Linked DNA regions of Homo sapiens: all the other regions are linked to region 3. Evidence: chromatin contacts called from ENCODE Hi-C or POLR2A ChIA-PET data. All regions are on one chromosome and are shown on one strand. Each heading gives the region's core, a stretch centred on a gene start or an enhancer-like site at or near the end of the contact. The rest is flanking DNA. Distances are from core to core; before and after follow the strand shown. Region 1 holds the start of ABHD12 (abhydrolase domain containing 12, lysophospholipase). Region 2 holds the start of ZNF337 (zinc finger protein 337). Region 3 holds the start of RALGAPA2 (Ral GTPase activating protein catalytic subunit alpha 2). Region 4 holds the start of KIF16B (kinesin family member 16B).

What was found. Hi-C counts contacts between places; a loop is a spot of excess contacts on that map. ChIA-PET counts read pairs that join two places held with the same protein, here RNA polymerase II (POLR2A). Pooled maps may share reads with other maps.
Region 1: a loop to region 3 is called in a map of B cell, with 30 times the contacts of the local background. The contact joins the promoter of ABHD12 here to the promoter of RALGAPA2 in region 3. A Hi-C loop is called at or near these places in 3 of 168 maps with a recorded cell type or tissue (B cell, CD4-positive, alpha-beta T cell and CD4-positive, alpha-beta memory T cell) and 10 of 50 pooled maps.
Region 2: a map of CD8-positive, alpha-beta T cell shows a loop between it and region 3 (25-fold over the local background). The contact joins the promoter of ZNF337 here to the promoter of RALGAPA2 in region 3. A Hi-C loop is called at or near these places in 1 of 168 maps with a recorded cell type or tissue (CD8-positive, alpha-beta T cell), 2 of 37 single-sample maps with no recorded cell type and 10 of 50 pooled maps.
Region 4: a loop to region 3 is called in a map of naive thymus-derived CD4-positive, alpha-beta T cell, with 15 times the contacts of the local background. The contact joins the promoter of KIF16B here to the promoter of RALGAPA2 in region 3. A Hi-C loop is called at or near these places in 1 of 168 maps with a recorded cell type or tissue (naive thymus-derived CD4-positive, alpha-beta T cell) and 14 of 50 pooled maps. POLR2A ChIA-PET finds 5 or more read pairs at or near these places in 1 of 52 experiments (CD4-positive, alpha-beta T cell).

Annotation. Positions count from the first base shown.
Region 1 is chr20:25,389,396-25,396,164 of GRCh38, forward strand. It overlaps ABHD12 (abhydrolase domain containing 12, lysophospholipase), which reads right to left and starts at 1,440. Exons shown (of 13, transcript NM_001042472.3): 1 at 1,118-1,440. The coding sequence starts at 1,308. LOC105372581 (a long non-coding RNA gene) reads right to left here. Exons shown (of 3, transcript XR_937403.3): 3 at 5,255-5,328. RefSeq lists silencers at 530-689, 860-1,019, 1,060-1,109, 1,150-1,569.
Region 2 is chr20:25,692,534-25,699,028 of GRCh38, forward strand. ZNF337 (zinc finger protein 337) reads right to left here and starts at 4,320. Exons shown (of 5, transcript NM_015655.4): 1 at 4,226-4,320. It overlaps LOC107985400 (a long non-coding RNA gene), which reads left to right and starts at 4,508. Exons shown (of 2, transcript XR_007067557.1): 1 at 4,508-4,630. RefSeq lists an enhancer at 3,724-3,833.
Region 3 is chr20:20,708,213-20,714,344 of GRCh38, forward strand. RALGAPA2 (Ral GTPase activating protein catalytic subunit alpha 2) reads right to left here and starts at 4,432. Exons shown (of 40, transcript NM_020343.4): 1 at 4,163-4,432. The coding sequence starts at 4,268. RefSeq lists a silencer at 4,323-4,582 and enhancers at 4,574-4,868, 4,693-4,892.
Region 4 is chr20:16,572,198-16,578,557 of GRCh38, forward strand. KIF16B (kinesin family member 16B) reads right to left here and starts at 1,251. Exons shown (of 26, transcript NM_024704.5): 1 at 1,032-1,251. The coding sequence starts at 1,078. LOC124904875 (a long non-coding RNA gene) reads left to right here and starts at 3,106. Exons shown (of 2, transcript XR_007067539.1): 1 at 3,106-3,530. RefSeq lists an enhancer at 1,008-1,529 and silencers at 1,142-1,371, 1,158-1,287.

The sequences.
Region 1 (6,769 bases), core at 190-2,689, 4.7 Mb after region 3:
AGGAGCGATACGCATATTTTACACTCAAGTGGCCAGCGTCAACTAAGGGCATTCCAGATGGTCAAAAAAGAAGTGCCTCTGCTACAACGCCTGAGATCATCATATAGTAACTTCTTCAAACCACCACGAAGTAGCAAGGCTTCAAAGCTGTCAGGAATGCTACGTTCTACAACAGCCAGATAATTAGGAAACCAGCAGATGGGAGGAGAAATCTGTCCCTATGAAACACGTTCCCATCTCAGTTTTGAAAGTGGCTTTATATAAACGCATTCATCTTCTACCCAATAACCCAAAGGTTATTGAACGCCAATAACCAAACGACTCAGGACTGCGAGATGATTCCCAAGGAGGCGAACTTGTGCGGACAGATTTCAAGTACCACGAACCATCACCAGCAGAGCGAAGGGCAGGTTTCCCTCCGACGGCTGCGATGCTCCGAGTCCCTCCTTCCCCTAGCACCCCGCCGCCCACTGAGCCCTTCCCCAAAGGTCCCCGAGTTCTGAGCGACGCACGCCCCCGACCCTAGTTACCGGGGAGAGCCGCCGAGGGCCCAAGGCGCCAGTAAGGCTCCGCGCACGCAGCCCAGCCCGAGGGGCGCCCGCCCGGGCGCTCGGTGTGGGGCCTGATGCAGAGCAGGAGGAGGAGGTCCGAGTGGGCCCCAGCGCTCTCAGGGTCTGGCGCCGGCCCCTCTGCCTCCCGCCTCTGCTGTGCCTGGCGTCCAGGGATCTTCCAAGGACTCCCCACCCCCTACCCTGCTCTCCCACGCGGGGTCATGACTTCGGGCGGCGCCAAGCCCCCAGCGTAAGGGTCCCCCCGGCTTCCCCGGGAAAGGGTCGGGGTGCAAGGCTAGGCCAGGAGTGCCTGGCGAGAGGGCCGGAGCAGGACACAGGGGGTCAGCGGCAGGGCAGGGCGCTCCCGCCGCGGTGCCTGGGGAAGGGAGCGGGGGTGGGGCTGCCGCGGGCCAAATGCGGGACACAGGCGCGGACGGGGGCGGCCGCGGATCGGGCGGACGGCCACTCTGGGAGGGGCTGGGAGGTACCGCGGCCCCCTGCGGGACGCACCTGCGCAAAGTGAGGGACCGGCCCCCCCCCCCCCCCCGCTCCGCGCGAAGCCTCACCTGCCCAGCGCCCGCTTCATTCCCGCGTCGGCTGCGCAGCGCGGCTCAGCCGCCGCCGGGCCCGTCAGGCGTAGGTTCTGCTTCAGGCGGCAGTCGGCGTCCAGCGCCGCGGCGGCCGAGCCGGAGGAGGACGAGCCCGCGGCGGCGCAGCGCTCATGCTCCAAGGCGACGGGCTCGGTCCGCTTCCTCATCCCGCGGCCGACAGGGCCAGCCGCCGACGGCGCCCGCTGGCCTGCGCCGCAGTGCCGCCGCTCACAGCCGCCGCCACCCAGAGCCCGGAGCCCGGAACCCGCCGCTCCTCACATCCCAGCCCAGGCCGCTGCGCCGGCTACGAACCAGCGGCGGGGGCCCGCCAGCCAGGCCGGCCAATCAGCGCCGGGCTCCCGCCGGCTCTGCCCTACCCCCCTCCCCCGGCCCCGCCCCGGCCACCTCCTCTCTAGTTCCAAGGAGCGCGCGCCCAGCATCCCTGGCGCCACCCGCAGCCATTTTGTGGGAGGGTGGGCGAAGCTGCAGCGGCGCGTCATCTGCAGGGCAGGGCTCTGGGCTCCATCCGCAGGCTGCAGCTGTGCTCGCCCGGGCGCTCGGTGTGAGGAGCACCCGCTCCCGGTCGTGCCCGAAAGGGGTGGCCCAGCGAGGCAGAGCCGCAGCGCTGGGCTCCTCGTGCTTCTGTGAACGGAAAACCAGAGGTAGCAAATAGCAGTTCCGTTCTCGTGATTCTTAATTCTTTTTCCACAAGGACATTACCTTTAAAAGTATGCTTTCCGGTCGTCAGTTTTTAATTTGAAGTAAATGTATATACTCAGTGTTTACTTTTGGGCCGAACATCAGGAAATGAACTGCTTGAAAAATTTACTTTTTAAAAACCTGTGTTAGATTTTAGATTTTTATAAAGCAATTAAGACTACCTGATGGGAGGAAAATCCATTTCAAAGATAAATTCGCCCTTATGAAACCCAAATTTAGTACTAATTCAACCCATCCTAGAAAGAGAAAAGGAAAGAATAAAGGGCTGTTTCACAAATTTAGTTTTATAACTTTGGCTTTCTTCAATATGGCATTAGTTTTACAGATGATCTATAACAAAGAGAGATATTTGCTTATTCCAAAGTAACGTTAGAAATTTCAGCATTTGTCACTTTGAAAACTATTGGCAATTGATAAAGGTCAATTGGAAATGCGTTTAGAAATTCAACAGCTTTTTATATTAGTTTTTTCTTTTTTTTTTTTTTTTTTTTTGAGACGGAGTCTCGCTCTCGCCCAGGCTGGAGTGCAGTGGCGCGATCTCGGCTCACTGCAAACTCCGCCTCCCAGGTTCACGCCAGTCTCCTGCCTCAGCCTCCCAAGTAGCTGGGACTACAGGCGCCGGCTACCATGCCCGGCTAATTTTTTTGTATTTTTAGTAGAGACAGGGTTTCACTGTGTAGCCAGGATGGTCTCGATCTCTCGATCCCGTGATCCGCCCGCCTCGGCCTCCCAAAGTGCTGGGATTACAGGCATGAGCCACCGCGCCCGGCTGCTTTTTAAATTAGTTTTGTAATGATACTTTGAAATTGCAAAATAATTTATTGACCATATTACTAAGTGTTACAGCCTGCATTCATAATTGTGTCAATATCTCCAGATATACTTTTTAAAAACATTATGGGCCGAGCTCAGTGGCTCATGCCTGTAATCTCAGCACTTTGGGAGGCGGAGGTGGGTGGATCATTTAAGCACAGGAGATGGAGGCCAGATCAGCCTGGCCAGCATGGTGAAACTCCGTCTCTACTAAAAATACAAAAATTAGCCGGGTGTGGTGGCACAAGCCTGGGTGACAGAGCAAGACTCTGTTTAAAAAAAAAAAAAAAAAAAAGGCTGGGCGAGGTGTCTCACGCCTGTGAGCCCAGCACTTTGGGAGGCCGAGGCGGGCGGATCACGAGGTCAGGAGATTGAGGCTATCCTGGCCAATGTAGTGAAACCCCGTCTCTACTAAAAACACAAAAATTAGCCAGGTATGGTGGCACAACCCTATAATCCCAGCTAATTGGGAGGCTGAGGCAGGAGAATCGCTTGAACTTGGGAGGCGGAGGTTGCAGTGAGCTGAGATCACACCATTGCACCCCAGTCTTGGGGACAAAAGCAAACTTCTGTCTCAAAAAAAAAAAAAAAAATTAGCTGGGCATGGTGGCGCGTGCCTGTATTCCCAGCTACTTGGGAAGCTGAGGCAGGAGAATCGCTTGAACCAGGGAGTCGGAGGTTGTGGTGAGCCGAAATTGTGCCACTGCACTCCAGCCTGGCGACAGAGGGAGACTCCTCTCAAAAACAAACAAACAAAAAAATTAGCTGGGTGTGGTGGCGCACGCCTGTAATCCCATCTACTTGGGAGGCTGAGGCAGGAGAATTGCTTGAACCCGGGATGCTGGGATTCGGAGGTTGCAGTGAGCCGAGATTGCACCACTGCACTCTAGCCTGGGTGACAGAGCAGGACTCCATCTCAAAATAAACAAACAAACATACTATGGAATGTAAATTATAAATTCTTTATAGTGATGTAGTAACACATCCTGGAGAGATTGGAAATCTAGGAAATAACTAAAACGTAAAAAAAAAAAAAGAGGTTTTGACTCTATCGCTCACTTCAATTAAAAAAACAACAACAACAAAAAAAAAACAGCCAGGCGCGGTGGCTCATGCCTGTAATCCCAGCACATTGGGAGGCCGAGGCGGGCGGATCACAAGGTCAGGAGATCATGACCATCCTGGCTAACACGGTTTCACACCCCGTCTCTCTAATAACAATATAAAAAATTAGCCGGGCATGGTGGCGGGCGCCTGTAGTCCCAGCTACTTGGGAGGCTGAAGCAGGAGAATGGCGTGAACCCGGGAGGCGGAGCTTGCAGTGAGCGGAGATCGCACCACTGCACTCCATCCTGGGCGACAGAGTGAGACTCCGACTCAAAAAAACCAAACAAACAAACCAAAAAAAAAAAAAAAAAAAAACAAGGAAGGAAGAGCTGGAGAGGAAAAATCTGTACCGTGTATTGAATCTTTCTTACAGGCACGAGGCCCTGCCCACACAGTGCTCAACTCTTGGTGGTTGAGCCCATGCTAGTGATGCCCACATTTTTATCATTGGTCCACACCTCTCCTTGACCCTTAGGCTCCTCATCATTTCTGCTCTGATTTCTGACAAGCACCACTTCAATGCTGAGCTCCCAACTCTTCTCCCACCCCCAACTCCATCCATGACCTTCTCTGGTAATTCTATTGCAGTTCCTGGGGCCACAATTCTGGGGTCATCCTTGACTTCTCCTTTCTTGTGCTATAGCATGTCTATCACCAAGCCTTGTCAGCTGTGCTTTCAAAATCTATGAGAATTTAACCATTAAATTTTACCGCCTCCATGGTCCCCACCCTGGGCCAAACTGCTGTTATCTCTCACCTCCATTATTTGAATAGCCTAACTGGTCTCCTGCCTCCACTTTGCCTCACTTCTGTCCACTTAATTCAGCTGCCACATAGGGTTTTCTTGTTGTTACAAGGTCTAATTCTGTCATTTATTTGCTCACAACACCTAAGTGGCTCCCCATCTCACTCAAAACCCAAGGCTTACAAAAGGGTTTAACATGGCCCTCCCTGACTGTAGAGCACCCGATTCTGTCGTTGATCAGGGGTGCCACTTGCAACCTGCATGGACTTAGGGTAACAACAAAGGGTGGTGAACGTGAGAATAAAAGACAAGAGACAAGAGTATGTTTGGAAGAAGGGGTCAGGGGGCACCTTGCCTCTAGTGGACAAGGGCCCTGAGCTTTACACAGCCCTCCATATTTATTAGGCAAAACAGATAGGGATAAATGGGGGGTGATTGTGGGGTAATTGTCAGTCGGCTGGTTGGTTCACAGCAGGCTTGCCAGACTGCATCGTTTGAACAATAGACACTAGATTTCTCAGTAGATAACTTCAAGGAGCCCCGTGCCAGGGAGTGAGGCCCTCAGCCAACCTTTTGGTGGCAGGCGCAGTGTGAGTTTGCTCACATCCTGCATTCGTGATAGTGATAAACAGTTTGCTATTTGATCATATAGCCTCCAGTGGAATGCTGAGTTGATCATGATCCCTTTGGCCTTTTTGGCTCCCAACATCTCTCCCTTTGTGTTTATGTATTAATTGAAAGAATGTAAGGCCAGGCTGGGCATCTCTCATTCTCTGATTGGCAGTCCGTCCGATTTTACAGACTATGAGCAGAAGACAGAGACAAAACAACATTATTCCAAGAACTACATATAAATTGTTAATGTGGTGCTTTAGATAGGTCCAAGGGTTGAGGCTTGCCAGGCGTTGCTGGAATTTGGTCCAGTCTTCTAAAGCAGGTTGAAATTTTTGAGTTTGCTTATTTAAAACAAGAATTTTGTTTTGTAATTCACCAATATCAAAGGTGATGTTGGATGTGAACGCTCCCTGTAAATGGGCTTTCACAAGGTCCCATGGATAGTCACTTTGGTTATATTCTTAGTTGTTTACACAAATATGAGTGTGGTTAAAATGACAATGCAACTGATGCTGCAACTGCAAGCTCTGTACTTTTTCTCCTAACCAAAGGACCGTGGATTTTAACATTGCCACTTCAGTTTGTAACTCAGTGTTAATTTTATTCTGAAGTAGCCACGGTTGGTCAGCTGTGCGCGTCCAGTTCTCCAGGTACTGAGCTGTTTGAATAGAATTATGCAAAGCTACAGAGGACATCACAACAGAAGTTATTAGTGTGACTAAGGAAACAATAGCAAAAATTATGCCTAAGTCTCTACAGACACGATGCGTAAGCTGAGTTAGAAGAAGTTTCACAAAATGCAAAGCAGGCATGGCAGCCCAAGGTTCAGACAGATTAACAGGAATCCATAGCCCAGGGATGTGACCCAGAATCATCAAGGTAGAAATACTATGTGTTTGCAATGTGCTGTGATTAATGCAGTGATAAAACTGGCAAGATTTACAGGTCAATTGGGTATTGTTTACCTGGAGCTGGTTCTTCTTAGCTGCCAAAAAGACATAAGAATTAAAAACAAAAACTGTAAATTGAGTGGTGATATTCTTTACAAATGCAACATTAAGATTGTGTTGCTTACTATTGCTATTATTGGATAGTATTCCAGTCCAGATGTTGCCATTCATACATGGGAGTGCTGCCTTCCATATAGTCTCTTGAATTGGTCCTTTCCTCCCTAGATAATGCCACTGAGGAAGAGGTGGGCTAAAGCCTGCTCCATGCCAAGCAATCTGGGTGGCAGACTGGGATTGGATCCCAGTACTGTATAAAGAAGAAGCATTAAAAGCTTGCCACCAATGCCAATGAAGTTTGTGCCATGATTTCTGATTTTCATCTTTTCGATCTAATTGACCTTTAGGTTCCCAATCCACAATGTCTCCAGTTAACATAGATTGTTTTCTAGCCAGTGGACCAAGACACTGGGTCCACGGAGGGGGGTAGGAACTACTGAATGGAATCCATTCCATATAATCAGCACAATTAGGGCGATTGGGCCGGGAAAGGTTGGTTAATAGAACCAAGACTTAATAAGTACATAATTTTTCCATAATGATTCAACCATGTTTGAGCTTGAATTGTAAGACAGCTATGGCTGAGCGACATCTTTGTGTTGATTCACAAAGGAAGTCCTT
Region 2 (6,495 bases), core at 3,070-5,569, 5.0 Mb after region 3:
TTCTCTCTACTTTAGTTCCTACTTCAATATTTTTCATAGTAAATTTGAAAAAAATTGAATATCCCTTCCAAGATAATTTGGAGAGGAAAAATAGAGAAAACTTTCATTTCCAGGGTGTGAATGGAGAACACTGCAAACTGTTTGGTCTCACTCCTGCCATCTGTTGCCATCTGTGGGAGTTAATATCCTGTAGGAACAGAAACTGAGAGCCGTAAGAAAGTGGTTTAAATTAGTTACCAATAAATTAGATATGAATATGAGGCAAACTTGAAACATTTAGCTCCTCCACGTATATTTCATTAAAATTCTCCTAAGATAAAAAAACAGCTCCTACATTTTTGGGAGATGAAAAATGTTCATATGTTGATTTGATGATCAAGACTTCACTATATACATTTCTCAAAACTCATCAACTAGAACTTAAAATGGGAGATAATTTTATTGTCTCAATTATACCTCAATGAAGCTAATTCTTAACAGAAACCCCCAAAATCCCAGCTTGCTCCACAACCCAGTCCACTTGATCCCAGATATGTTACATAAAGTAAAAATTATTATTTTTTGAGACAGAGTCTCACTGTCCCCCAGGCTGTAGTGCAGTGGCATGTTCTCTGCTCACTGCAACCTCCATCTCCTGGATTCAAGCGATTATCTTGCTTCAGGCTCCAGAGTAGTTGGGATTACAGGCGTGAGCCACCATGCCTGGCTAATTTCTGTATTTTTAGTAGAGATGAGGTTTCACCATGTTGGCCAGGCTGGTCTCGAACTCCTGGCCTCAGGTAATCTGCCCGCCTTGGCCTCCCAAAGTGCTGGGATTACAGGTATGGGCCACCACGCCAAGCCGTAAAAATTATTTCAACTGATTAACACGCCACTTCTTAGTCTGTGAAATGGGGATTCCAATTCCTAACTTCCACATTGGTTGAAGAGATGAATAGGGCAATGACTATAAAGCCCTGTCCCTGGGACAGGACAATGGCTCAGCACATGCTGACTGAATAATTTTTTACAAGACCTGGTCTGCACCACGAATGCAGCAGCCTGAATAAAGCACTGAGAGAAGAAATGTAGGGACAATGATGGAAGTGTCCTGAATGAGGGCATCAGATCTGGGGAACGTTCCCCATGAGAACCGGCTGAGAGGTTCTGAGCCTCAGATGGGACAGTGTAGGGCACAAGATGTCAGACATTAGCAAAGGAAACCCACCATGGTTTAGGGCAGAGAAGGCACTGCAGGAAGGCAATACATAAGAAGTCCCCACCTGGGGTTGGGCTGTCCTCCCTTACCCTGCAGACAGTCCTCTCACGGGTAACGTGGGAGTGGAGGAAGAGGAGCTGGGGACTAAAATGGCTCTAAAATGAGCTCTGCGATCCTCAAAGGTGGCCTTGGAAATTCCCAGTCCCAGGGTAGAGCCTCTTCTTGTTAAAAAAAAAGGACCCAAAGTCTTCCAGAGAAGAAAACTTTACGCAGGTTCCTGGGAACAGATCCTGAGTGTGGGCATCGCAACAGACCCTGTCCTGACATGATGCTAACACTAAACACAGCATATCCTGTCGGTGCTTCCAGAATAAGGAAGTGTTGATATTCATTATAATATTTAACACTTTTTTAGAATTTAATATATGCCAGGGACGGTTCCAGGCGTGGCACAAATTTTTCTGCATTCAATCTTCACAACTGTCCTATGAAGTGACTATTACCCACCAATTTCAGATGAGGAAACAGGCACAAAACATTTAAATGCCTTTCTCAAAGCAACACAGCCAAGAAAGTGATAGAGCTTGGGTTTCAACTCTCACTGTAAAGGACTATGTCTTAACCAGTAGGCATGGCTATGACATTCCTCAATGAATCTGCACAGATTAGGAGGGGATCTGGGTCAAGCTAGATTAGCTTGCAAGGTCATGAGGTATATCTTGACTGATGGGTCTCTCTACTTGGGGGTTCTGCTGACAATTTTTCCATAATGAAATGATTAAAATCAGTTATTTGGATGGTCAGTCCACAGCCCCAGAGACATTTAAAAAAACTGCTGGGCCCAATGGTTGCTGTTACTCCCACTCCAATAACCGAGGAAGCCCTACCAACCTGGTGAGGACTAAATTCACCTTTTTTCCCTTGCCCAAATGCCTATGTATGAGGCTTGGGGAATCCTGCCCGAGAAACCATAAAATCTCATCAGATGAGTTTTATTACTCTTATATAATGAGGCTCACTTTCCAACCTGACTCTGGTACAGCATCACATGACAGCAGATGCTGAAGGAAATTATTTTACCCCAAAATATACTTCTTTGACATGTTTTGAAGTGGCTGCCACAGGGGCAACAGATTGAAATGGATAGCCCCGCAAAGCTATCTTTAGTGGGAAAATTTGCATCTGCAGCGAATCTCCATTAATGTAGCCAGACCTCCTTTGTTCTAAGCCTTTCTTAGGTCTGGAAGAGACAGCCAGCCTGACGCGCGGTGGCTCACGCCTGTAATCCCAGCACTTTGGGAGGTAGAGGTGGGTGGATCACCTGAGGTCAGGAAGTCAAGACCAGCCTCAGCAACATGGTGAAACCCCATCTCTACTAAAAATACAAAAATTAGCCAGGCGTGGTGGCGGGCGCCTGTAGTCCCAGCTACTCAGGAGGCTGAGGCAGGAGAACTGCTCAAACCTGGGAGGTGGAGGTTGCAGTGAGCTGAGATCACGCCACTGCACTCTAGCCTGGGCGACAGAGCAAGACTCTCTCTAAAAACAAAAACAAAAACACAAAAACCCAAAAAACTGAAAACAGACATTTACCATCTATTCTGAGAGTTGCCAACTAAGAGGCTTCATCTACATAATAAGAACTTTGATCTACGCAATCCCCTTAACTCTGGCATGCTTCTGATTCCAGTCTTCAGGCAGTAGCTTAAGTCTCTCAACCAACTGTCCACTAAAGAATCCCTAAGTGCCCCCATGAGGTGTAAACCCTTTGGAGATATACCAGCTTTTTGGGAGGAACCCGTGTATATCTTTCTCTTATTGATTTATGATTTTCTTTTTGGAGGCAGGATCTCGCTGTGTTACCCAGGCTAGCGTGCAGTGCAGCCAACATAGCTGGTTACAGCCTCCACCTCCTGGACTCAACTGACTGGGCCTCCCAAGTAGCTGAGGCCACAGGCATGGGACACCACGCCCCGCTAATTTTTTTATTTTTCTAATTTCATGTAGAGACAGGGTCTTGCTGTGCTGCCCAGGCTGCTCTGGAACTCCTGGCCTCCCAAAGTGCTGGGACTACAGGCATGAGCCACACTGCTCAGCCTGATTTATGACTTTACCTGAAATTCCTGTCTCCCTGAATTGTATAAAATTAACCTGCAAGCCTGACCATCTCGGGCACTTTCACAGGACCTCTTGAGGCTGAATAACCTGGGCCACAGTCACTCATACTGACTAGGAATAAACCTTTTTAAATATATTTTGGCAGAACCCGGATTTTGCCGTCATTAGCAAGGCCCCAGGGAAGAGGCCACCTGGGTCCCCACAGCCACCTCACCTCCCGCGGACGCTGCCCCACGCAGATCCCCCCCCCCCCCCACCAAAACACGTCTAGACGTGCCCGTGCGAGGACATTTGGTCCCGGCCTACACTCCTATCCGCGGAAGATCGTCCCAAGGCGGGGTGCTCCCAACCCAAAGCAGCGGCCCTTCCCCAAAACACGCGGGCGAAGTCCTCCCCTGTCCCGCCTCCCACAATAAAGTCTGGAGCATCAGAGTCGGAGGGAACCCGAGTCGGACCTAGCCCATCCGTCTCATGGCTGTAACCCCCACCCCACCAGTGGACCCTGGCTGTGGCCGAGTCCCCCTCCACCTCCGGCCAAAAGACCCCCGTGGCAGCTCGCTAGGCCGCTGGCCCGTCCCCACCCGAGGAGCGGCGACCCTGGCACAAGAGGACCTGGGTTGCTCGGCGCCCCTGTGAAATCCGGGCTGTTCACCGCCCGAGCCGCCACTACACGCAACCGGGAACGGAGACTGAGTGGCGGCCCAGACCCGGGGCGCTCGGCAAGCCGCAGCCCCACCGCCCACTTCAAGGCGCGGCCTGGGTCTCCGCCCCTCCCCAGAACGCGGAGACGCCGGGCCTGGAGGAGCGCGCGCTACGGCCCCAGCAGCGCCCTCACGTCCCAGGCCTTCCCGGCCCTTCTTCCTGCGCCGGAAGGGCGCGCTGCAGAGAGGGACCCGCAGGAGCGCAGCTCACCGGGGCGGCTGAGGGCGAACCGAGGCGGTGAGGTCACCGATGGTGGACCACGCATCTCACGGCTCGCTGACGCCCAGGGATCTGGAACGCTCTGCGCCGCCCGGGACTACACTACCCAGAATCCTCAGCGCGGCCGGGACTACGCTACCCAGCATCCTCGGCGCGGCCCGGAGGCTATGCGACCCTGCGCGTCGCATCCCCTCGGTGGACTACACTCCCCAGAGTCCTCGGGAGTCGTCCAGGTACACGCCCCAGAATATTGGTCATAGCGGTCCACCCGGGACTGCGCGACCCGGAATCCTTGGAAGGACTTCTCGGAAGGACTCCTCTCTGACAGGTGGGGCGAGCCTATGGTCGTTTGGACGTGGAGGGATCCTTTCAGAACCGGCGATTTCTTTTATTTAGGTAGCCCTATACATACATTAAGCATATTTTCCCATTTCTATGATATAGGTAAATAATTTTCCCACTGTCTTTTGATTATGGGTATGTCTTTTTTTTTTCTTTTGTTTCTTTTTTTTGCTATGTAGTACTTTTGATCTCTGATTTTCCTACGGATTTTGTGGTTTTATCATTCACATTTAGATCTCTCAATGGTTTAATTTTTCTCCAGGTACACACTGTAAATATACAATTATTTTTAAAATTTTCTAATATTTTATTAATTTCCCATTAAATTTATTAAAAATATAGTCTTTTACCAAATAATTTAAGGTTTCAGCTACATAATTCAGTATACTCAATTTACATTTGCATTTCAATTTCTAATTGTTCCCCCATTTATCTAATTATGCATCAATGCCAGAATTCTTTCATTATGTAGGGTGTATAATATGCTGATATCTTTTGTGGCTTGCCAAACCACGTAGACTTTATATTTCAGGCCTTTACTAGGTATACTTGCTGTTTGCTTTTTCTCTTTTGGTTTTTAAATTTTTAATTATTCTGGATAAATATTAGTTGTACATATTTATAGGGTACATGTTATGTTTTGATACAGGCATACAGTGTTTAATGGTCAAATGAGGGTGATTGGGGTATCCATCCCCTCAAGCATTTAGCATTTCTTTGTTTTAGGAAGTTTCCAATTCTCTCTTATTTTTAAATATATAGTAAAATTGTTCTTAACTATAGTCACTGTATAGTGCTACCAACTACTAGATCTTATTCATTCTAACTGTATTTTTGTATCGATTAACAAGTCCCTCTTTATCTCCTCTACCCACCATCCTTCCCAGCCTCTGTTAACTATCTCATTCTACTCTCCATCTCCATGAGTTCACGTTTTTAGCCCCACAAATGAGTGAGCACATGTGATATTTGTCATGCTGTGCCTCATTTCGCTTAACATAATGTCCTCCATTTTCATACATGCTATTGAAAATGACAGAATTTCATTCTTTTAATGACTGGCTAATATCCCATTGTGTTAATGTACCACACTTTCCTTATCCATTCATCTGTTGATAGACACTTTGATTCTATATCTTTACTATTTTGGATAGTGCTGTAGTAAACATGAGAGTGCAGATATATCCTTGAAATACTGATTTCCTTTCTTTTGGATATATACTCAGCAGTGGGATTGCGGGATCATGTATATATTTATTAATTCTTTTGAGGAACCTCCATACTGCTCTCCATAGTGGTTGTACTAATTTACATTCCTAACAACAGTGTATGAGGGTGTATCCACACCCTCACCAGTATTCACTATTGCCTGTCTCTTGAATAAAAGCTATCTTGACTGGGGTGACATTATATCTCATTGCGGTTTTGATTTACATTTCTCTGATGATTAGTGGCATTGAGCATTTTTTTTCATACACTTGTTGGCCGTTCATATATCTTATTTTGAGAGATGCCTATTCAGATCTTTTCTCCATTTAAAATATCAGATTGTCTTTTTCCTATTGAGTTGTTTTAGCTCCTTATATATATTCTGGCAATTACTTTCTTTTCAGATGGATAGTTTGCAAATTTTTTCTCCCATTCTGTGGATTGTCACTTCACTTTGTTGATTGTTTCCTTTGCTTGCAGAAGATTTTTATGTGATGTGGTCTCATTTGTCCACTTTTGCTTTAGGTGCTTGTGCTTTTGCAGTCTTACTCAAGAAATCTTTGTCCACACCAATGTCCTGGAGTGTTTCCCCAATGTTTTTTTCTAGTAGTTTTATAGTTTCAGGTCTTAGATTTACCTTTAATCCATTTTGATTTGATTTTTATATGTGGTGAGGGGATTGCTTTAGATTTCATTCTTCTGCAAATGGA
Region 3 (6,132 bases), core at 3,182-5,681:
TTTTACTTTTTAACATGTGGTCACTAAAAAAGATTAAAATTGCACATGTGGCTTACATTATATCTCTATTGGACAGAACTAGTCTAACCATTCTTTGGAACCCAGCGTAAGTAAAACGTTGATATGATTTGGCTGTGTCCCCATCCAAATCTCACCTGGAATTGTAATAATCCCCATATGTCAAGGGCCGGGTGGAGATAATTGAATCATGAGGGTGGCTTCCCCCATACTGTTCTCATGGTAGTGAATGAATCTCACAAGATCTGATGGTTTTATAAATGGGATTTCCCCTGCACAAGCTCTCTTGCCTGCCACCATGTAAGACATGACTTTGCTTCTCATTCACCTTCTGCCATGATTGTGAGGCCTCCCGAGGCATGTGGAACTGTGAGTCAATTAAACCTCCTTCCTTTATAAATTACCCAGTCTCAGGTATGTCTTTATTAGCAGAGTGAGAACAGACTACTACAAATCTCCTTAAAGATGCCCCTATTTTTATGACATTCTTAATTATCTCTTTTGTTCTCTGAAATCCTATAATGGATTCTACCATATACCTGACCATCTAATTACATAACACACCATAAATTTACTATTATTTTGTATCTATTCTTCTCACTACATCAATGCCAGTTCTATATCCTAATTTAGGACTCATAGTAAGCACTCAACTTTTAATTAGAATCTGGCCAGGCATGGTGGCTTATGCCTGTAAGCCCAGCACTTTGGGAGGCTGAAGTGGGAGGATCGTTTGAGTCTGTGAGCTCAAGACCAGCCTGGGCAACATGGCAAAACCCCGTCTTCTACAAAAAATACAAAAATCTGGCCGGACATGGTGGCTCACACCTGTAATCCCAGCTCTTTGGGAGGCCGAGTCGGGCAGATCACCTGAAGCCAGGAGTTCAAGACCAGCCTGGCCAACACGGTGAACCCCTGTCTCTACTAAAAATACAAAAATTAGCCAGGCATGGTGGTACACACCTGTAATCCCAGCCACTCAGGAGGCTGAGGCATGAGAATTGCTTGAGCCCAGGAGGCGGAGGTTGCAGTGAGCCAAGACGGCACCACTGCACTCCAGCGTGGGTAACAGAGTGAGACTCCATCTCAAAAAAAAAAAATACAAAAATGAGCCTAGTGTGGTGGTACATGCCTGTAGCCCCAGCTACTCCAGGGGCTGAGGTGGGAGATTACTCGAGCCAGGGAGGCCAAGGCTGCAGCAGTTGAGGCAAGGTCAAACTACTGTACTCCAACGTGGACAACAGAGCAAAGATCCTGTTAAAAAAAAGACATGGAATCTTTGCTGGAGCAATATGGTAATACACAGGGTTTTTTGGTTTTTGTTTTGTCAACAGTGTAGGAAGAACTGGAAGTCACAGGACCTAACAGCTCTTCGTTCTTCCTCTAACATAAGTAAACCGTCTGCTACATGGCTTGATACGTGTCAAGCCTGCCTGTGCCTCAGCTTACCCCTCTGTAAAATAAAGTTAATCATACCAGACCAGTCTATAGCCAGGTGAAAGTATCTACATCCAAATTGGAGTTATTACCATGATACTAAGAAATACTCTACTTCCACAGCTAATTTTATGTTTCTCACCCAGTTGTTTTAAATACAGACTACTTTTTAGGAAAAGAGAACAAATTCATCACTATTATCAAAAATAAGAAAGACGGAGAAAAATTACCTATCAAAATACTGGTCCTATCCTATTAATGGTGGGAGATATGTAATGGGAAAGAAACTGTTAAAGGCCTACTTCAAGCTGAAGTCATTTATTCATCATACTCACAATAATCCTTTAAAAAGCAAACATTACCATACCCATTTTACAGAGCAAAGAAACCGAGGTTCAGAGACAGGCTACGTAACTAGCTCAAGTCATGAAGCTGCAGGCGGCAGGGACAGGCTGCAAATACCCAAGTAAGTGGCATAATCTTTGCATACTTAAAAAAAAACTTTATTATCACTTGAAGATAAAATATATGAAAAGCAAAAGTGTTATATAAATACACACATAAAAATACAATAGTAATTACTATTCATTTCCTTCAAATAGTTTCCTTAATCTTGGCTTAATTCCTAACTTTCAGTTCAAGAGGCCTTTGTTTTCTAAGTAGACTTTTTTTCGAGTAGCAATGAAATAGAATATGTGATTAGGTAGGAACTAGTGCATTACGTACTACTTTTTAAGTCTTTAATAAATCACAGGAGCAAGTGAAAGTTTACATTAAATATTATGACTAGAATTCCTCAGACACATTTTACAAAAATCTAGTCCCTACAAAGATCACAGTAATAAACAAAGCAAACTGGGCCACTCCACTAGTAAGTATATCAACAAAAAACATACACCTAAGGAAATATAAAAGAACCTCTCCATGTTACAAAACTGAGGTCATGATGAGTTCAGTGAAATGATAAAAGAAAGTTCCCTAAAATAAGACCTACACCTTAGAGTGAAACTACAATTTTACAAACTTGAAAAGAATCAACTTTCTCAGAATGGGAACAATGTACTGTGTGCTAAGAAATAACCTGATCTAGGTTTACTTGATTCTGCCTTTATAAAATGTAGCCAACTTAATCTTGCAGACCTGGACAGAACAAAAATTTAAACGCTAAAGCACAGAAAAAGGCTCAAAGTATCAAACGCTTTAAAACACAGCTCAACTCTCCTTTATCAAAAATGTCCCTGCAGTAGGTGTTAATCAGTCACTACCAGGAACTCCACACAATGCAACCTGTGTATTGTGCAACCTGTGCGTGCATGGTATCTACAGGAAGTAGAAAATTCAGTTTACCAAGAACGCCACACTTCACTCTCCACACTTCACTCTCAAAAGTCTTGAAAACGAATCCCTGTAACAGCAACTAATTTACATTTCATTTCAAACTGAACAAGTCAGTGTAACCTCAAGGTATGTGAGATTGTGAATAACTTCACTTGGCAAAATCAGGTGTGGTTTGGTTTGGCTTGGGTTCTTCTCCCCCTCAGAGGTAGAATATAAATAGAAATAATCAGCAACTTCTGATCTCATGAACAAGATCTTTATTTAAAATCTTCACACGTTAAATCATTTTATGCAATATTCTTTCAAGTGACAGACACATTAGCACTAGGCGATTTTTGTGAATTTTGGGACTAAAAGACACCTGGAAGAAACATAAGGTGTTCTTTCCTTCGCCACCAAATACACAGGTAAGTGTGTCTATAGATAGCAAAGGTGTTTTCATCCCAAAGAAAAGTTAAGACTTAGGATGTAAAAAAATACAGAAAACAAAACATAGCCTAGGCGAACCAGCTACAGATCACATGCAGCAGGTGACAGGAAGCCTTGTGGACACCTCACACCCACAGGGGCGAGCTTCATCACAGGTCAACTCCAAGCCCACCTGAGCTCCTCAGAACCTCCACCTGGCAGGCCATAAACCAGAAGGTGGCAGACAGCATCACTGTCATGCCGGTAATAAAGGAGAAGCAGCCTCCCTGAACCCAAGAAAACCACCCCTCTCTCCAAGCAGGAAGAGAAGGCCCCTTCACACCAAGGACACAAAGAAACTGAAGCAGCCAGACCCAAAATAAAAATTAAATTTAAAAAGCAGCATGGGAAGACAGATGACAAATCTGTGCTGGGATCGCCTGGAATCTCGGTCTATATGGGGGTCTCACACTCAAAAGTAAAAATAAAATTTAAAAGGGGGATGACAGAGATGAGAGCCCAATTAGGTCTGTGCTGGGTTCACTTGGGGTCTCGGTCTACTTAGGGTCTCAGACTCAAAAATAAAATTTTAAAAATGAAAGGGGGAGGTGACAGTTCAATGTGTGCACGTGATGACCACTTGGGATCCAGTTCACTTGCTGGGAGGACAGGGGACAGGTACCTCTGTGCCCGGCCTCCAGGTTCTCCGGGAGCGCAGGCGCCCAGCGAGAATCTGGGCTAAGTTTAACTCGAGGGCGACGGGAGCAGTGCCCGAGGGCCAGGCTGCGGCTTTCTGGAAACAAAGCCCCGGGGGTCCAAGCCCAGATCCAGGGAAGGGGGTCGGACGCCCACCCATCCCCCTCCCCAGCCTCCCAGCCACCGACCCCTGCACAGAGGAGCGCCCTCCCGGCAGGTGCCCCTAACCCGGCGCCCCGACCCCCGCGCCCGGCGCGCGCCTCACCCAGCAGCGCCCGCAGGTGCTTCAGGCGGGTCAGCACGTCCTTCTTCGGGTCCAGCACCTTCTGGGTGGACTTCTTCACATCCCCGTGGCTCCTTCGGGAGAACATCCCGCGGCAGGAAGCCCGGGCCCCGCCGGCGGGGCAGTAGGCGCCTGCGCCACGCGAATCAAAGCATAGGGTCGAGGCCGGCGCGTGTCGCGCGGGCCACTCGCCGCCCCCAGCCCCGCTGCTGCCGCCGCCGCCGCCGCCGCCGCCGCCTCAGCTGTGTCTCCAGGAAGGAGGGGCGGGCCGGTCACGGCGAGGGGCGGGGCAGGAAGGCGGTGTCGACGGGGAACCGAAGGCCCCGCCCCGCGGGAGGTGCCGGCCGGCCCCTTGGGCGCTACGCACGCGCACACAGGCCGAACTCTCCTGGCGGGACACTAGCCCGTCCGCGCCAAAACCTAGCGGGGACGCGCTCAGAGGGCCGAGAAGGCGCCTCGAATCACAAAGGAGCTTCTCTCACGCACACGTTGTACTACAAGTCCCGAGATGCACCGCGAGACAGTCCTCCAATCAGGCTGGCGGTCTTCGGCACGATGGGAGTCAGTGGGCCGGCATTGGGCACGTCGCCCCGCCCTGCCGCGGGCCGCAAGTGCTCCTGGGAAATGAAGTTCTCCAGCAGGCGACGCGCTGCGACCTCTTTTCCAGGGTCGCAGAAGCGCAGGGCGGCCTCTGTCCGTCCCCTGCCCCGGCAGCCTAGATCGCCCGTGGTTTCACTCTCCCTCCTGCGCGCCCACCCCATTTTCCTCTAGTGCAACGTGAACCACACACGCCCAAAAATCTCAGTAAGAAAAGTGTCAAGGCTTTTCAAATGCAAACTATTTTTAGGTTTAGCTTCTGGATTCACACAAGGGAGCGAGTCGAAGCCCCTCTGACCGTGCCGAAATCGCAGCTCTAATTTCACACTAAAATGAGTTGCTTTGGCACTAGGGAAGAGCGTGCCCCGGTGAGGAGTTCAGCCGGCCCCTAGGTTCCTGGAACCCAACCTCACTTGGGGTATGGAGGTCGCTCGCTCAGAGGGCTCCTTGGGATCTTGCCTCTTTGTAGGAAGGGTGCGTTCTCTGTTGTGCAAGCCACATGGCGATCCAGTAGCAGAACCAGAAATAGAACCTGAGGGATCTGACTCAGGCCTGTATACTTTTTAAAGCCAGGCGCTTATTCCCTGGGGCAAGACTTTGAGCTGAAAGATGGTCAGGAGATTTCTTACACTGTAGGATTGTATAGTGGCATCCGAATCCTGCAAGTTTTGACATCCTTTCAGCTTTTTCAGCAAGTACTTAAGGTAGAATCACGTGGTTTCCATCCAAATTGGGACAACACAACTGTCTTTTTCTCCTCTAGCTGAACTGTAACTTGAGGGAAGAGACAAGGATTTACACGCCTTTGTATCCCCATCCCTCAGCACAGTATTTGGCCCATAGGGTCACTCAATAAAAGTTTATTAAATGAAATACAATAAAAAGCTAAAGTAGTCCTACATATTTCAACCAGGCAGGCGAAAAGGAAAAAATAAATAAATAAACTCACAGTTTTAGAGCGTCTCTCTATTTTTAGATTTGTGTAATATTCCTTTGTATAGACACATTCATACAAAGGAATATTACTCAGCAATAAAAAAGAACAGACTACTGATAAACCCAATAACATGGATCACTCTCAGACCCGGAGATGAAAGCCCCATGCTCAAGATGATGGCAGAGCGGCCCTACCAGCCTGAGTCCCCAGATGATAACAGATCAGGACCACAAACTTCTAAAAGTGTAACAAGAGAGCAAAATAATGTCTTATCTTAAGTCAAGGCATTTTGAGAGTCTTCGTTACAGCAATTGAGCTTGTACCTGATTACACATAGTAAACCACAATGTTCACTGTCCAATTCCTTTAGGAGAAGATACTTTTCCTTACACTGATTGAAAAAATAGAATATACTTGT
Region 4 (6,360 bases), core at 1-2,500, 4.1 Mb before region 3:
ATGATTCCCTACTTGCCAAGAGAAGAAACAGATTTAGATGAGTCAAATAAGGTTCTGGAAATCTTTTGATTTTATGGCCTTCGGCTGCCCCAATCAGGCATCAGAACTACCAAACATTAACCTCCACAAGTTGATATGACAAAAGCAAAAAGGCCCTATGGTAAGTCAAATATCCACCAACTTGGTAGAGAAGTCAATAAAATCAAATGGCTCTGTGTGAACCTTGCCTGTCACCTTGGAGGACACATCCCATTTCTACCTCATTCTTTGAAGTCAAACCAATTTAAAAAGTAACTTTTCCAAAGAAACTTTCTAAACGGATTAAAAAGAGGTCATTGAAAAGGGAGCACAGGCTATTTTTCAGTGAATGAAGAGAAGGATTCTGAAAAAGCATTACTTCGTAGAAATATATAACAAGATTAAATTTTGTGTGTAACACTCTTCCTCTCTCTTAATATCAGAGTATTTCAAACACGTGTAAAGCGTCCCTGACTTTTTTCTAGGAGTCAGGACTTTGTCAAAGTTTTCCCATCCACTCTCTAACATGAAGTTAGGAACTGCTAAGTTATCGATTAGACATTCAGGGAATCAAAATCATCTCTAACTGAAAGATTAAAAAGTAGCATGGTTAATTGTTAAGAGAACTTCTGAGTTGGTAGAAATGAGGGGTTCACCTGACAGTTCGTGGTGCCCCCCCTCAGCACTCTCACCTTCCCCCCAACTATTTTACATCTTCATGGTAACGTTCCCTTGATGCTTTTTTAAAGGGGGAACAAGAACATCTCAAGTTAATACGATGGAGAGAGTTAATAGAATCTTCTCCTTTACCACCAGGGTCCTCTCCAGGGCAATGTGAACGGGACAGCAGTGCACGAAGTCCTCCAGGCCCCCAGAGGCCACAGCCTGGGCCCGGTGGGCCAGGGACCAGCCGGTGACACTTTTAAGTCCAGGCTGGCTTTGGGGGAGCTGGAAACAGGCTTCCTCTGGGTGGGGGCGCGACGAGGGGGCGGGGCGCGGGCGGCCCCACTCACCTGCGATTCATGGGCCGGACCCTCACGGCCACCTTGACCGATGCCATCGCTCATCCCGAACCAGCCCGCGCGGGGTCCCACTAGCCCAGAACTCCGCGGTCGCCGGCGACGCTGGCTACTCAGATCGCGGCTCCCGCCCACTTCCCTCTCGCCCCCGCCCCTCTGCTCCCGGCCGGACCTGGAGTTCCGCGGCAGCCCCACCTGCCAGGCCACTGAGCATGCCCAGAACGGCTCCGGCCCGCGTGATCCATGCGCCACGGTTTGGCGGCGGCCGGGCGGTGCAGAGGGGCGGGGCCGCGGGGCCTGGAAGCAGCCTCCGGGATCTGCAAGTCTGGAAAGGCCACGTTGTGGACCTTGGCGCAGAGGTTATGGGGGCGACCCGGAGCGGATGGTTTCAGGAAAACTAGAACCCACCCTCATGGCCTGAACAACTGGAGAGAAGAGGATCGCAGCAATTTAAAGCCAGCGGCAAGGATCACAGTCCTGGGGTCAGGTGACCAAAGCCAGTTTTTCAGCCCTTAACAAGAACCTGGCTTCACCCAGCCAAACATGAGTTAACGTATCCATTTTACACACGAACAAACTGAGGCGCAGAGATGATCACAGCTTGTTGGTGGCAAACTCCGCTAGGGCCTTCTCTGCTACCCTAAGGAGGTCCGACCGTATGTTTTGGACCCCTTAACTCGGGATACCGATAAACGAAAATTAATAGGGTGTTGGATGTTTTAAATGTGTGCGGGAATGTCATTATATTGGCTAGAATCAAACCTTATTTAGACTTGTTTTGCACTTTTGTACACTTTAGTAATTTTTAGTTTTAATCATAAGGGAGTTAAAGGCGAACACAACTGGTATTTTTTTTTTTTTTTTTTTTTTTTTGAGACAGGGTCTCGCTCGGTCACCCAGGCTGGAGTGTAATGCTGCGATCTCGGCTCACTGCAACGTCCGCCTCCCGGGTTCAAGAGATTCTCCTGCCTCAGCCTCCCGAATAGCTGGGCGTGCCACCACGCCCGGCTGATTTTTGTATTTTTAGTAGAGACGGGGTTTCACCATGTTGGCCAGGTTGGTCTCGAACTCCTGACCTCAAATGATCCGCCCGCCTTGGCCTCCCAGAATGCTGGGATTACAGGCGTGAGCCACCGCGCCAGGCCGACAACTGGTATCTTAAGGCTTAGGGCCTCTGGTAGAAGTGAGCTCCACCTCCCTTCCTGTGTAGAAGGTAAATGCATTCATTCATTCAGTGAATCGAGCATGCATGAAATCGTTTGCGCACACCCAGAAGCCCACCTGCGAGCCACAGGAGCAGCCATTCCAGGAAGCCAAGCTATAATGGGAGACGCAAGGAATGGAGGCGGAACTCCTGTTTTTAAGTCCTAGCTCCAACACTAGCCTTGTCAGCCTGTAATTCTGAATTACTGGGCGCCTCTGAGGCTTCTTGTCTCATCTGCAAATCAGGAACAACGGCATAGAGTGGTGAATGCATCAAGTGGGATGATGTCTGCAAGTACGCAACCCGCTTACACAAAGAATTATCTTTCCATAACCTTCCCTGGACCCCTAGGGCCAGCAGGGAATCATAGCCTCCCTTTGTTTCTAGAGCCCGGAAATCACTGGGTTTTCCCTCTGTCTGGAGCAGAGCTGGGTGCGAATTTGACCAACGGGTGGCAGGAACAGCCGGAGCAGGATATTAAGGAGCGGGCGAGCTTGCCAAGCATGCGCAGTAGCGGCGGGTTGGTTTGAGAAGCCGCCAGGGAGCCAGCGCGGCGACCTAGCTGGCTGGGGCAGGGGAGGGGCCCGCCTTATATGGGAGCTGCGTGGGGACAAACTGTTCGGGCCCAACGCGCGGGTCTGAGAGACAGCCACGCCTGCTCCGGGTCACTCCGGCCACCTGGGGGGCGTCGGCGCGCAGACTCTGGCCAGTTCAGTATTCAAACTCTTCAGGAGTGCTAACTTACTCATGACAGCGATTTTCTGTATCGGGGTTTCATTGGTCGGTGGTTTAGAAGGTTTTGCTCATTCATTCGTTAATGTAATTCCAACAACCTACACGTGTTTATAAGCCCCCTTTCCATCCACGACTTTGCTGTCTGACACAAAACGGACCATCGCAGCCCGGCAGACGCTTTAGACAACAAACAGCATGCCTGGAGCTTTTCAATAGGAAGCAGTAAGGCTTGATCATCACAGACGATACGGAACGGGCACTTTCTTAGCAGAAAATATTTCTATTGGGGCGTGAAGGAAGTTTCTGAAAGGGAAGATTATTATAAGATAAGGGGTTTGCTCATCTCAGACTTTAGTGTGCCTGCTTTAAAGTGTTTTGCAAACTTGAATGTTTAAAGGAATCACCTGGCGGTCTTGTGAAACTGCAGCTTCTAATGGGCAAGTCAGAGGGGAAGCCTGAGACATGGCATTTCCAGCACGTTCGGGGAGTGAAGATGCTGTCGGCTGCCACCCTCCCTGCAAGGAGCCAGGGGATAGATGACCTCTACGCAAACTGTGAGAGCTTAAAATAACTGATAGTGAAAAACAGTTACAGAAGCTCTAGGCCGGGCACGGTGGCTAATGCCTGTAATCCCAGCACTTTGGGAGGCCGAGGAGGATGGATTGCCAGAACTCAGGAGTTTGAGACCAGCCTGGGCAACACGGTAAAACCCTGTCTCTACGACAAAATAAAACAAACAAAAATAAAAGCCACGCATGGTGGCGTGTGCTTGTAGTCCCAGCTACTCAGGAGGCTCAGGTGGGACAATCGCTTGAGCATGGAAGGAGGAGGTTGCAGTGAGCCAAGATCGCACCACTGTACTCCAACCTGAGTGACAGAGTGAGACCCAATCTCAAAAAAAAAAAAAAGCAGTAAATCCAGGGCCCAAAAGGTCAGTAAGAATTCAGGGATCCAAATCAGTTATGTACTGATGCATAAAAATAATGGCCAAAAATGTGGAGGCTTAAAACAAAAACCGGTTATTATTTCTCTCAATTCTTTGGGTTGCTGGTGTCACCCGGGCTTTGTGGCTGGGCTCTAGGCTCACCTGGGGTGAGGAAAAGTTGGTGCATTTTGCTTTTTCATCCTCAAAAAGTTTAGACCAGGTTCCAGATTTCTTGCGGCGGCGAGACACCTCGCCAGGAGAGCACCGCACTATGCACAAGCCTTTGCTGGACTTCCATTGACCAAAGGCAGTCACATGGTCACGCCCAGGCAATGTGGGAGGGCCCCGCAAAGGAGGGGTGGGTACTCAAGAGAGCCACTAAATAACAAACCTACCTTAAGATCACATTTATTTCTAACATTTTAATAGTTATAGTTCAGTATAATTGATTTTCCTGGTAATCCCATTTATTTTATTTTATGCATTTTAAAATGTTATTCTGAAAATGTTACTCTCACCAAACAACCAAAAGGGTCCACGGCATAAAAAAGGTTTAAGAATCTATGATTTTAAAATTCAATTGGATGGATAAAAGACATTTTTATTTTTATTGTGTATATATACATATATATGTGTGTATATATATATATATATATATATATATATATATTTTTTTTTTTTTTTTTTTTTTTTTTTTTTTTTGAGACAGAGTTTTGCTCTTGTTGCCCAGGCTGGAGTGCAGTGGCGCGATCTCGGCTCACTGCAACCTCCACCTTCCGGTTTCAAGCGATTCTCCTGCCTCAGCCTCCTGAGTAGCTGGGATTACAGGTGCCCACCACCAAGCCCGGCTAATTTTTGTATTTTTAGTAGAGATGGGGGGTTTCACCATGTTGGACAGGCTGATCTCGAACTCCTGACCTCGTGATCCACCCACCTCTGCCTCCCAAGGTGCTGGGATTACAGGCGTGAGCCACCAAGCCCGGCCGACATTTTTATTTTCTAAGAAGGTTGAATTGTGATGGGAAGGAGAAGAGAAAATTCTGAAATCTGGGTTAAAACCCAAATGGTCTCAAGATGCATATGTGCATGGCGGGACTGTGGGGTGGGGGATGTGGTTGTTTAGTTTGTTTTGATGTAGTTTATTTTGGTCTTCATTTATTATTGAAATTTTTTTCTGATGTTTAGCAATCTCTTTTTTAAAACGTTTTTTCAAATCTTTTTTTAATCTCTATTTTGAAAACTTTTTTAATGGACGAAAACTTTTGAGTGACTTAAGCTCTCTGAGTCTTAGCTTCTTCATTTCCACGCAAAATAGCACTGTAATAGAATGTTCACTCCACCGCAAAATATTTGAATCATCAGGGAATACTGTTATCAGAAGAAAAATACTGTATTTCTCATGAGCTGTGCTTTTTCTTCATCCTAGCCTCTGAGGAATAAAATTGATTTACTTTCTTACAAACATGACTTTTAAAAAATCTTGATGAACATCAGACTGGCACGCTTAAATTGGGACGAAGGATATAACTGACACCTCATAAACCCATCGATTTCCCTATGTGCTAGAAGCACTCACCAGAAGCATTATATCACATGATACACTTAGTGTCTCCTACAGGAGTGCCTTACACCAAGGGACTTAAGTTGAATTTAAGAGCTATGTGGTGAGCCAATGAGAAAAACAAGTGTTTTCCTGGTTTTCAAATAAATGTATAATAAATAGTAGTACCAGAGACAGGAATCACAGATACCAAGTCCAAACCCAGCACCAATTTTTTTTTTTTTTTTTTTTTTTTTGATACAGAGTCTTGTTCTGTCCCCCACGCTGGAGTCCAGTGGCGCTATTTTGGCTCACTGCAACCTCCACCTCCCGGGTTCAAGTGATTCTCCTGCCTCAGCCTCCCAAGCTGCTGAGATTACAGGTGCCTGCCACCACACCTGGCTAATTTTTGTATTTTTAATAGAGACAGGATTTCACCATGTTGGCCAGGCTGGTCTCAAACTCCTGGCCTGAAGTGATTCACCTGCTTTGGCCTCCCAAAGTGCTGGGGTTACAGGTGTGAGCCACTGCGTCTGGCCTACGATTTTCATTTTCTAAGTCACAAAATTTAAAGTATATTTAGAATCTTCTAAAATACTAAACATTAAAAGCAGGAATAATTTGAAAAAGTATACTTTGGGGCTAGAGAGAAAATCTGAGCTCCAAAATCACAGTAAAGATAATTGCAAAAATCGTACTAAGTAATTTTAGTAAAGCTTTAGGCAGGTAACCATGAATGCCTGCTTTCTTTTATAGCAAAAGTGAATAAAGAAATCACATTAGATTCAATTTAATAGACGCTATCACCCTAAATCATAGTCATTTTATATACTAAGATAAAAATGATTGTTTTCAATTGCATATAACTGTATGCAACCATATATATAAAACTATGTGGTCATAAATAGTTCAGAACTGA